Linked DNA regions of Homo sapiens: region 1 is linked to region 2. The links are chromatin contacts, found by Hi-C or POLR2A ChIA-PET in ENCODE. All regions are on one chromosome and are shown on one strand. Each heading gives the region's core, a stretch centred on a gene start or an enhancer-like site at or near the end of the contact. The rest is flanking DNA. Distances are from core to core; before and after follow the strand shown. Region 1 overlaps LOC107985239 (a long non-coding RNA gene). Region 2 overlaps CBSLR (CBS mRNA stabilizing lncRNA).

Evidence for each region. A loop is a pair of places that touch in the nucleus more often than their neighbours do. ChIA-PET counts read pairs that join two places held with the same protein, here RNA polymerase II (POLR2A). Pooled maps may share reads with other maps.
Region 1: a loop to region 2 is called in a pooled map, with 2.3 times the contacts of the local background. The contact joins two enhancer-like sites. A Hi-C loop is called at or near these places in 8 of 37 single-sample maps with no recorded cell type and 4 of 50 pooled maps. POLR2A ChIA-PET finds 5 or more read pairs at or near these places in 2 of 52 experiments (MCF 10A and activated T-cell).

The regions. Positions count from the first base shown.
Region 1 is chr1:185,518,745-185,524,205 of GRCh38, forward strand. All of the region lies in intron 1 of LOC107985239 (a long non-coding RNA gene), which reads left to right. Among named protein-coding and RNA genes, the nearest start is that of LINC01350, 110 kb to the right of the region's middle. Within about 2 kb of position 1,792, at least 3 of the 41 ENCODE cell types and tissues checked have a DNase peak (open chromatin) inside an H3K27ac peak, as active enhancers do.
Region 2 is chr1:185,336,590-185,342,373 of GRCh38, forward strand. The region is part of intron 1 of CBSLR (CBS mRNA stabilizing lncRNA); the gene reads left to right. Among named protein-coding and RNA genes, the nearest start is that of CBSLR, 22 kb to the left of the region's middle. Within about 2 kb of position 2,307, at least 12 of the 41 ENCODE cell types and tissues checked have a DNase peak (open chromatin) inside an H3K27ac peak, as active enhancers do.

The sequences.
Region 1 (5,461 bases), core at 542-3,041, 180 kb after region 2:
GTTTATCAATTAGAAACTTCCATCAGATTTTAACCATGGCTATTCTAACTTTTTGTCACCTACAGTTAATATTTTCAATTCTTCTCTAAAAATATTTGTAATCAACCAAGGTACAAAAATGCTTTTTATTGAAAAACTCTGACAAGTGCTCTTGAACACAGACTTCTGATAACTTTAAGATCAATGGACTAGAACTTTCAGAACTCTAATGAAAAACTGATGTATTCATGAAAATTGCTAACCCAAAACCAAGCAGAACAAAAATTATATAGAACTAAACTGATGGAGGACTAAAGTGATTTTTTATGACTTTTTGTTTGAAACAGGGCTGATTCCTTTTATATTTTGTTTTCCAGCATCAAAAAAACAGTTTTTTTCTTTTGAGCTATTTATATTTTACAGTAATTGGGTAAAATATACTTCTATAAGCAAAACTGAAACATTTACCTTTCTCTCTCTACTTGAATTATCCAGAATCTGGAAATTATTCCTAAGCATTCTTGTTTTATGACAATGTAGTTATTTGTATAAGTTCAATAAGAATCTTTATTTTTTTGGTAACAGGATACAGTGGAAACACTGGTTATTTTTCCAAAGCTTTAACTAGAACGTCATATTTTCAAATAGGACAAAATTGCTTTAAGGAATTGAGATTGAAGCTAATAGACTTGGAAAAATATGGGCCTAATACTTTGTCTACACAATTTCCTTACAAGGTTTCTGACCTTGTGGTAAGTAAAGAATGTTACTTTTGGACAGGTTTGGGAACCTCAAGATATTCTGGGGACCTCAAGAAGAGGGGAAGTCACCTAATCTGTGCTGGTATTACAAGCACCGTCTGATAGTGAATCCTTGGGTTGGCTACTTAGGCTCAAGAGGCTTTTAAAAGTCCAACCCAAAATCTGTTATAAAAAAAGTTACAGCAAAGCTAATTTAAAAGGAGTCTCTATGGCCAATCACTATTCTTGCTGTACTTTACACGAATAACCAAGGCAAATACAATCTGACTAAAACTTATATGGCGAACAAATTGGTCTCACTGTGATTTTTCTTTGGTAGAAAAAGGGACTGGAGAGAGAACTATCATGTTTCAGAAGATAACTATAGTATACCTGTTATTAGACTCTAGCCCTGACTGTTGTTTTTGAGTTTTAAAAATTTGCCCTTTTTTTGGACTGAATACTGGATTATCTCCTGGTTATAACATGTCTCTAAAGAAGAACTTGAAGTTGATTTTCTTCTTGATGATTTTAGTTGGCTCCCTAATGGTATAGGCTCTCTTTTTTCCATTCTGGCATACAAATTCTCCTTTTAATTCTAATCCTTATGTGAATTTTTTGCACTATGTAAATTATTAATACTATGTATGTCTCATTGTTTTACTTCTTCCAAGAAAACAAAAATCATGCAATTCTAAAGATTAGAGATGATTCAACAAGTGAGAGCAGCTATAAATTGATATCTTATTTAGTTGGTTACACTCAGGACTAACTCCTTTATTTTGTACTGGTCTTCAAGTTGTTATTATTATAACCATAACCATAAATATAAACATAGTTGTCATTTTCCTGACTATTAAGTTACTCATTATTTTCATTTCTGCTTGCTTTAGATCAATGTCTAAAGCCAAAATCATGGTCACCCAGCAACTGGCAATGATTCATTATTCAGGAGAATAGCATGTAGTCTTGTGTCCATGACCTACATTCCTAGCAATCTGCCTTACCTGCAGTAACAAGGTTCTTTGCCCCCACTGAAGGATATGACTTTCTGAGAATGAGCTTTCCTAGCACCAAGGAATGAAGCAAGTCTATCACTGTAACCTAAGCAGAGATTGATCATCAATGCTTCTATGGGAAGATTTTGGATCAAAAACGGGAAATAAAAACCAGACGTCACTTTGACAGTTTAAAAGAAAACAGGCTTTCAAATTAATCTGCCTTGGGAAAGTCTTGTGATTCATGATGACACCTTCTTCTTGAGTAAAGAGTCTTGTCTTGAGTTCCTCAAATTGTTGATGTACTGATTAATGCATAGCCTACTGACACTGAAAAGGATGCTGACTCATTTTTGAATTATAAAGTTTTACTAATTGTTTTGCATGCAGACATTTTAGCCTGTACATTGCAATCTGTATCCAGTGATTGTAAACCTCTATATTGCACCCTCCAATGAAAAGAAAATCCAGTATGAGGAGTCCCCCTCCCTTCTCCTAATCTCTCCTATAAAAGTTTTCCAACAGACTTCAAAACACTCTTAACTTTGATGGTGTGTTTTCTCAAGTTTATCCTCACATTTGGCTTTGGAGGAACCTGAATTAAATTATTTTTATCTGAAAAGCCTTAATTTTAATTGACACATTAACTGGATTTTTTAAATTTTTTATTTTTATTTTTTTGAGATTGGCTCTTACTCTGTCACCTGGGCTGGAGTGCAGTGGTGCAATCATGGCTCACTGCACCCTTGACCTTCCCAGGCTCAGGTGAACCCCCTACCTCAGCCTCCCAAGTAGCTTGATTACAGGCACATGCCACTACACCTGGATAATTTTTGTATTTTTTGTAGAGACAGGGTTTCTCCATGTTTCCCAGACTGGTCTCAAACTCCTGGGTTTAAGCGATCTGCCCTCACTGCCTCCCAAAGTACCGCGATTACAGGTGTGAACCACCACACCTGGCCTACACACATTGATTGAGTTTTGATTGTTAAACTAATCTTGCCTTCAGAGGAAAGAGCCTACTTGTCATGATGCACTATACTCTCTATATGCTAGATTTGATTTACTAGTATTATGTTAAAGAGTTTTGTATTTTTATTCAAGGGAGTTATTTTTATATACTTTTCTTGTAATGTCCTTGTCCGGTTTTAACACCAGGTTTATCTTGTTCCCATAAAATGCATTGGGAAAGTTCCTCCTACTTTATTTTCTCAAAGAGTTTGTATAAAATTGATATTTATTCTTCTTTAAATGTTTGATAGAAGTCATGAATGGGACCATCTTAGCCTTGATGTTTCTTTGTGGAAAAATTTAAATAAGTTAAACATCCTTAACAGTTATAGGGCTATTCATATGTTCTATTACTTCTTGCATAATTTTTCACAATTTATATTATTAGTGGATTTTCTCTATTTTATTGAAATTGGCAACTTAATCAGCATAAAGTTTTTCATGATATTCCCTTATTAGTCTTTTGAGGTCTATAGGGTCTGTCATAATGTCCCTATTCTATTCGTGATATTGGTAATTTGTGAGGGTTTTTTCTCTCTTTCTTTACTTGATCAGTCTTCACAGGGTTTATCACCTTAAAATTTTTTTTCAAAATCTATTTTTTTAGCTCTTTTATTTTGTCCATTTCCTGTTTCTCATTTTATTGTTTTCCATTCGTTAATGTTTTCTTTTTTCTAATTAATTTAAATTAATTAGCTTTTCTTTTCCCAGCTTCTTTATTTAGAGGCTTAGATTGTTATTTATAAATCTTTCTTATTTTCTAATATAAGCATTTAAAGCTAGAAATTGCCCTCTAAGTGCAATTTTGACTGCATTCTACAAAATTTGATTTCATTCGCATTTTGCTTGAATTATATTCTTTTGAATATATTCATTTTGCTTTGAATTATATATATAATTCAAGTGAAGCAATTTGCTTGAATTATATAGATTGCTTGTTTGACTAATAGATTATTTAGAAGTAGGTTTTTTAATTTCCAGATTCTGAGGTTTTCCATGTATCTTTTGGTAACTGATTTCTATCTTAATTCTGTTATAGTCGTGGTAATATTCTGTATGATTAAGTTCTTCCAATTCTTGAGATTTGATTTATATCTCATCACATGATCCTGCTAGATAATTGTTCCATATGCCTTTGAAAAAAGTATTTTATGCAGGGTGTTGGTTGTTCTGTTATATAAATATCAAATAGATAAAGTTGGTTGATAGCATTAAGCAAATCTTCAATATTCTTATTGATTTTCTCTATTTATTGTATTAATGACTGAAAGAAGGATGGTTAAAAATCTCAAACTCTATGGATTTGTCTCTTTTTCTCTTTAGTTCTGTGAATTTTTGCTTCATGCAGTTTAAAGATCTGTTATTAGGTGCAAATATATTTAAGATTGCCATATATTCTTAATAAATTGACCCCTTTATCATCATGGGATGTCCCTCTTTATCTCTGTTAATATTCCTTGTCTAGAAGTCTACTTTGTCTGATATTAATATAACCACTAAGGAAATAATTGACTTTAATATGCTTTCTGTTTATTTTTCTCATTTGCCAATATACTGTCTGTATTAGTTGGTTCTCACGCTGCTAATAAAAACATACCTGAGAGTGGGTAATTTATATAGGAAACAGGTTTAATTGATTCACAGTTCCATATGGCTGGGGAGGCCTCACAATCATGACTGAAGGCAAATGAAGAGCAAAGTCACATCTTACATGGCAGCAGGCAAGAGAATATGTGCAGGGGAATACCCATTTATAAAACCATCAGATCTTGTGAGACTTATCCACTACCACAAGAAGAGCATGGGAAATACCTGCTCCCATGATTTAATTACCTCCCACTGGGTCCCTGCCACAACACTTGGGAATTATGGGAGCTGCAATTGAAGATGAGATTTGGGTGGGAACACAGCCAAACCATATCATTCTGCCCCTGGCCCCTCCCAAATCTCATGTCCTCACATTCCAAAACCAATTATGCCTTCCCAACAGCCCCCCAAAGTCTTAACTCATTTCAGCATTAACTCAGAAGTCCACAGTCCAAAGTCTTCTCTGAGACAAGGCAAGTCTTTTCCACCTATTAGCCTGTAAAATAAAAAGCAAGTTAGTTACTTCCTAGATAAAACGGGGGTACAGGCAATGGGTAAATACATCCATTAAAATTGGAGAAATTGGCCAAAATGAAGGGACTGCAGGTGCCATGCAAGTCTGAAATCCAACAGGGCAGTCAAATCTTAAAGCTCCAAATGATCTCCTTTGACTCCATATCTCACATCTGGGTTGATGCAAGAGGTAGGTTCCCATAGTCCTGGGCAGCTCCACCTCTGTGACTTTGCAGGGTACAGCCTCTCTCCTGGCTACTTTCATGGGCTGGCATTGAATGTGTGCAGCTTTTCCAGACATAAGGTGTAAGCTGTTGGTGGATCCACCATTCTGGGGTCTGGAGGACAGTGGCCCTCTTTGCACAGCTCCACCAGGCAGTGCCCCAGTGGGGACTGTGTGTGGGGGCTCCAAACCCACATTTACCTTCTGTACTGCTCTGGCAGAGCTTCTCCCTGAGGACCCCCCTCTGCAGCAAATTTAAGCCTGGACATCCAGGCATTTCCATATACCCTCTGAAATCTAGGCAGAGGTCCCCAAACTTTAATTCTTGTCTTCTGTGCATTTGCAGACTTAACACCATGTGGAAGCTGCCAAGGCTTGGGGCTTGCATACTCTGAAGCAACAGCCCAAGC
Region 2 (5,784 bases), core at 1,057-3,556:
GGCTGGAGGTGGAGACAATGAAGAAAGGGATTGACTATTCAATGACTTCTAGACATTTTATCTAAAGTGTTACCTGCATTTCCCCAGGCCATGCCCAATGAGCTATCAAGAACAGCAATGAGATGCTAATCCTACAGATTGGATGAAATAGAGGGAGCTAGAACCACATGCATCCTGCTCCCCACAACTTCTCCCAACTAATGCAGAAGGTTCCCAAGGTTTGTCAGACAGCGATTTGAATTTCTGTGGTCTCTCTGGCTACCTTGTGGTATTTCTGGTGCCCTGTGGCTCTTGGCATAGGCACTATAATGATGCTAGTCCTTCACCCCTCATTTGTCTGTCTGAAAACTGTGCTGGTTTGAGATGTTTCCCACAGATATCTGGGTGATGTGGCTCCATGTTTTTTACCAGCACTATTTGTAAGCCATTTTTCCCCTGACAGGGACACAGCTTCCTGAAGATTGGGCTGGGAACAATCTAACTCCATTCAAAATCACCTTTTCCTTAAGAAGACCTGTGCTTGTCATTAAATCGTGTGTATAAGCTGGTGTAGACCTTTCAGTTAAGTTCCTTAGACCAATAGTCTTCAAAGTTTTTGCTCTCAAAAGCTTTAAAAGACTTGTAAAACTTAGTATCTCTTTGCAGATTTTCAAGTCAACATGAACATATTGTGTAAAGGATCTATTTTATGTTGTCAACAGACAAAATTACAACAAACAGTTTAAATAGCTCAGTTGGCTGTATTGTAGTTCTAGAATTGGGCAACACTTCATTCCATAAAATATAATAAGTGTTCTGATGAGCTGAGCAGAAGGAGTTAGCTTTGTAGGCAGAGGACGGCTGAAGAAAGCAGAAACGAAGAGAGCAAAGAGGATATTAGTCATTCCACAGCTACTTTTCTGTAAGGCAGGACAGGGAAGCAGAATAATAGAAAAAAATGTGGCTCCCATCTATAATCCCAGCTACCCAGGAGGTTGAGGTGGGAGGATCACTTGAAGCCAAGAGTTCTAGGCTACAGCAAGCTACGATCATGCCACTGCACTCCAGCCTGCGTGACAGAGCAAGAACCCCTGTTAAAAAAAAAAGAAAAAAGAAAAAAGAAAAAAAGAGACAGAGAACTGATTAGTTAACATCAGGCTACTTCTTTTGTGTGTGTGTGTGTTTTTTCAAATTTACTAAGTAATGAAACAAAAGATCCAACAGTTCTTACATAGCCTTTATTTAAAAAAAGAAAAAAAGATAAATTGTCTTGAAACTACTCCTAAGTATTTTGAAAAACATTTCCTTTTAAAAGTAGCTGGCCAAGAATCCAGAAAACCTTTTCATTTTAGAGAATCTTCCTCTCTCTTGCTTTTCTGTTCTCTTACCTGATGTCAGTCATTTTGTTTTTCCTGGGCAGTCAGAAATCAGTTTTTACTTTGGAACTAAGACACTCATTTTTGGCTTTAAAAATTGTTAATTATATTGTTCGGTTTTGGGTACTATCTTTGGGTAAGTTGACAATTTCTAGGTTTTTTGTTAATTAAAAATTTTTAGTTTTACTACCTCTGTATCTACTTGCGTAAAAAAGGATAGTATCTAATTATATTTTAACTTACCACTTTTTAAAACTTTTAACTGTTTATATGTGTAAGGATTTAAGTAGAAGTTTTTCGTACTGATTGAAGATTTAAACTGGCTTGTTTGGAAAATCAGCTGTTACCTCTTTCTCCTGATTTCTCAGAAGGTCAAATAAATACTTAGTTTGAGTTTGGTAGAAGTGAACTTTAGTATGAGTGATCCCATTCTGATTTTTTATCTGGTCTGTTGAGGCCTGGTGCAGAAACTTAGTCCAAAACAATGGCCTCTTGTGATTTTTATTTAACAGTATTATCTTCGTGCTTTAAATACCTTTTCCTTAAAATCACAGAGTTTCAGATTTGTCTCAGGTCAGAAATTGTTCATAGAGCAAATTATCTGCATCAAATTACACTGGCTGTTTCTGTCAGGAAAAAGTTGACTTTATTTATTTATTTTTACTGAAAATAAATGTGATTACATGCATGTCTGTGCAACCTCACTTCTGAATGTAAGAGACACAATGTTGGGGAGGGTGGGAGAGAAAATCAGGGTAAAGGCATGGAGCCTTGCTTTGGCTTTCTTCACCTTGCCCTACCTCTCCCGAAATCTCCATTCCCTGGTCCCTCTGCTTGGTGGCCCAGAGGTGTTTACCCCTGGAGCAAGCACACAGGAAGCTTAGGTCCCAGTGGGGCTTTGCCTTCCCTTTCTTTTACAAAATGGTTGCAGGGCCTTTGGTTGCGAGAGAGGATGTGGGAAAGGGAACCACAGGCCGCTGCAGACTTCTCTTCTGTAGAGCAGTGTTATGAGAGGACACGTGGGAGCTGGGGATTTGAACATTGCTTCTGTTTAAGCTATCCATGCCTGTGAACCCTTGGAAGGTCTTTATATCCCCAGAGTTATGAGTACCCCAGTTTGAAGACCACTTCTTTAGACCCCTCCACTTACTCCAGTTGAGTCTGGGATGTGCCCACGCAGATCTGATTGCAGCTCTTAGATTAGGCCTTCATGTTTGTTGAATATTTACAATGTACCAAGTGGCTTACCTTTATAAGTTTGTCTTCCTGAAGACCTTGTTACAGATAACTCAGGTAGCAGAAGACTCAGGAGCCAGACTGGGATACTCCTAATCCCTAAATTAACTTTTGTTCCTGCCACAAAAACTTTCTTAGTTGCATAAGACATGGTCAGCTGAGCTCGTGGATTGAAAGGAGGATCTGAAAGGAAACCTCAGCGTTTGTAGACCATTTCCTGCTTGTGGTTTCCAACTTAATGAGAGAAACAGTGCCTTTTTACAGCCATATCTGTAATAGTGCCTTTTTAGGGCTGTATCTGTGCTACTGAGTCTCCCCTTGACGAAAACTTAGTCAGGCTTCTGTGACCTTGGGCAAGTCCCCCAAGTGTCCAATTTTAGCAAGAATCCTGCTGAATCAGTTTAGCCAGAATCTCCCACCTTAATATCTGATCATCCTCAAAATCTGATCAACATTCTCATCCTCCACCATCCACTACGTAACATCAGATCACCCTGACCTGCCTTCAGCAAGAATCCCATTATGTTTGTTTAACTAGAGAATCCCCTTACCCTTGATGCTTTCTCTTGGCAATTTTCCATCCACCTACTCCTGCACTGTGCTCCCTGTCTATAAATTCCCCCTTTTTCTTGTTGTACTTGGAGTTGAACCTGATCTCGTTCCCCTGATAACAAAAACCTCATTGTAATAGCGCCCGCCATCCTGCCCCGCTTGAATAGTCTTCCTTACCATCTTTAATAAGTGTCATGAATTTTTTTTTCTTTAACACTCTTGTAGGGCTTTAGATAACCTTGGAGGCAATTTCATTTACTTAGATCTGCATATTATTTTGATGTGGTAATTTATAAAACACAGACTTGGTATCTTTGTGTTGCTGTAAAGCAATACCTAAGGCAGGGTAACGTATAAAGAGGTTTATGTGGCTCACGGTGCTGCAGACAATACAAGAAGCATGGCGGCAACATTTGCTTCTGATTAGGGCCTCAAGAAACTTCCACTCATGGTGCAAGGTGAAGGGGAGCCACCATGTAGAGATAACATGGTGAGGAGGAAGCAAGAAAGAGGGAGAAGGTGTCGGGTCCTTTTCTAACAATTAGCTCTCAGGGGAACTCTTGCTGGAATTCTTGTAGTAACTGATAGAATAACTCACTACTGTGAGGATGACACCAAGCCATTTGTGAGGGATACATCTCCATGATCCAAATACCTCCCATTAGGCCCCACTCTGACGGGGGGGATCAATTTCAGTATGAGGTTTCGAGGGTCAAACATTCAAACGATAGCACTTGGTAATTCATAAAACAATTTTCTAGTTTTTTAAATTTACTAAGTAATGGAACAAAAGAGCCAGCAGTTCTTTCATAGCCTTTATTTTAAAAATTGTCTTAAAATTACTCCTAAGGATTTTGAAAATCATTTCCCTTTAAAAATAGCTGGCCAAGAATCCAGAAAAACTTTTCATTTTAGAGACTCTCCCCCCGTCTTGCTTTTCTGTTCTCTTACTTGATGTCAGTCATTTTATTTGTTTTTCCTGGGCAGTCAGAAATCAGTTTTTACTTTGAAATTAAGACATTCATTCTTTTGTCTTTAAAAAAACGTTAATTATATTGTTTGGTTTTGGGTAGTATCTTAGGTTAACTTGAAAATTTCTAGGTTTTTTTGTTAATTAAAAAGTATTAATTTTACTGCCTCTATCCACTTGCATAAAAAAGGATAGTATCTAATTACATTTTAGCTTCCCACTTTTTAAAACTTTTAACTGTTATTTTATTTTACTTTTAAAGGTAGAGTCTGTGTTGTGCGGGCTAAAGTGCAGTGGCTATTCACGGTGTGATCATAGTGCTCTATAGGTTCAAATTCCTAGGCTCAATTGATCCTCCTGCCTCAGCCTCCTGAGAAGGTGGGACTACAGACACATACTGCCATGCCTATATTTATTTTTTAACCACTTTTTAAAAATTGAAATATAACTCACATAGGATTAAACCTTTTAAAATGTACAATTTGGTGGTTTTAGTATACTGACTTTCTTTTAAGATAGCATTGTCAAAGACAAAATTTCAACAAATTTAAATGATTGAACTGGCTTTTATTGCAATTCTTGAATCAGGTGTTATCTAATCTAAAAATAGATGCTAAGCTGGGCAAGGCAGAAAAATCTGTTTTTATAAAGGTAGTTTGATCAGGAACAAGGAAACAGCATAATAAAACTCAGACTCATAGGTTAACACCAGATTACTTCAGGTTACTTTCTTTGTAAGAGTTAAAAACAGGGAATTTCCTTATGCTGGCTAAAACTGGCCTGTTTGGGAATTTGGCTATTCTCTCTCTCTCTCTCCTGATTTCTCTGAAGGTCAGATAAGCAACTTAGTTTTGATTTGGTGGCATGGAACTTTAGCATGAGTGACTCCATTTTGGTTTGGTCTGTTGGGGCCTAGTGCAGGAACTTAGCTCAAAACAATGGTCTTCCATGAATTTTGTTTAACAGCACCTAGGACTAGTGTTTAAAAGTATGGATTTCTGCAGTAAAGTTCTTTACATATTGTAGGGGCAGAAAGAAAGCTTCCTCTTCACCCACTGAAAGTTTGCTGAAAATGAACTGACAAAAGTCAGAATAGGAGAAAAAGGCATACAAAATTCATTTGACGTGCATAGACATGGAAGCCAAACACACAGTATGAGACTCAAAGAGGGGCCAGATGGTTGAGGCTTAAATACTCTCTTCATAGGGGAGTGATGTATGAACCCAGGAGGCAGACATTATTTTGTAAATGATTCTCTCTGGAAGCTAGATGGGACAAGTTATGGGAAAGTGAGGGAAGAACTGCACAGGAACAAAGTTTGTCTTATGCAGGTAAAGTCCCCCAGGTAATTGCTAGGAACTGCCTCAGAAGAATAGATTAAAAGTCTGTCTGGGCATGGTGACAACTCCCACTGTTTTCTTTTCTCTTTGGTGGTTGAGGTTGATTTTTCCTGGTTATTTAATGAGATTCCTAGGGAGGAGGTCTTAAGACAATTTTTGGAAAGCTGTTGGAAAGAAGCTTTCTTAGATAAGAAAATTCCTCTGGGAGTACCTCCTGGTGCTTTGGGCGGGAAGATCAGAAAGATTCAGAGGTGGGAATGTCTGACAGAGACCTCGGTTCTGAGGCTACTTCTGAGGCTTATTTCTGAGGCCTTTCCATTTTCAAAGCAC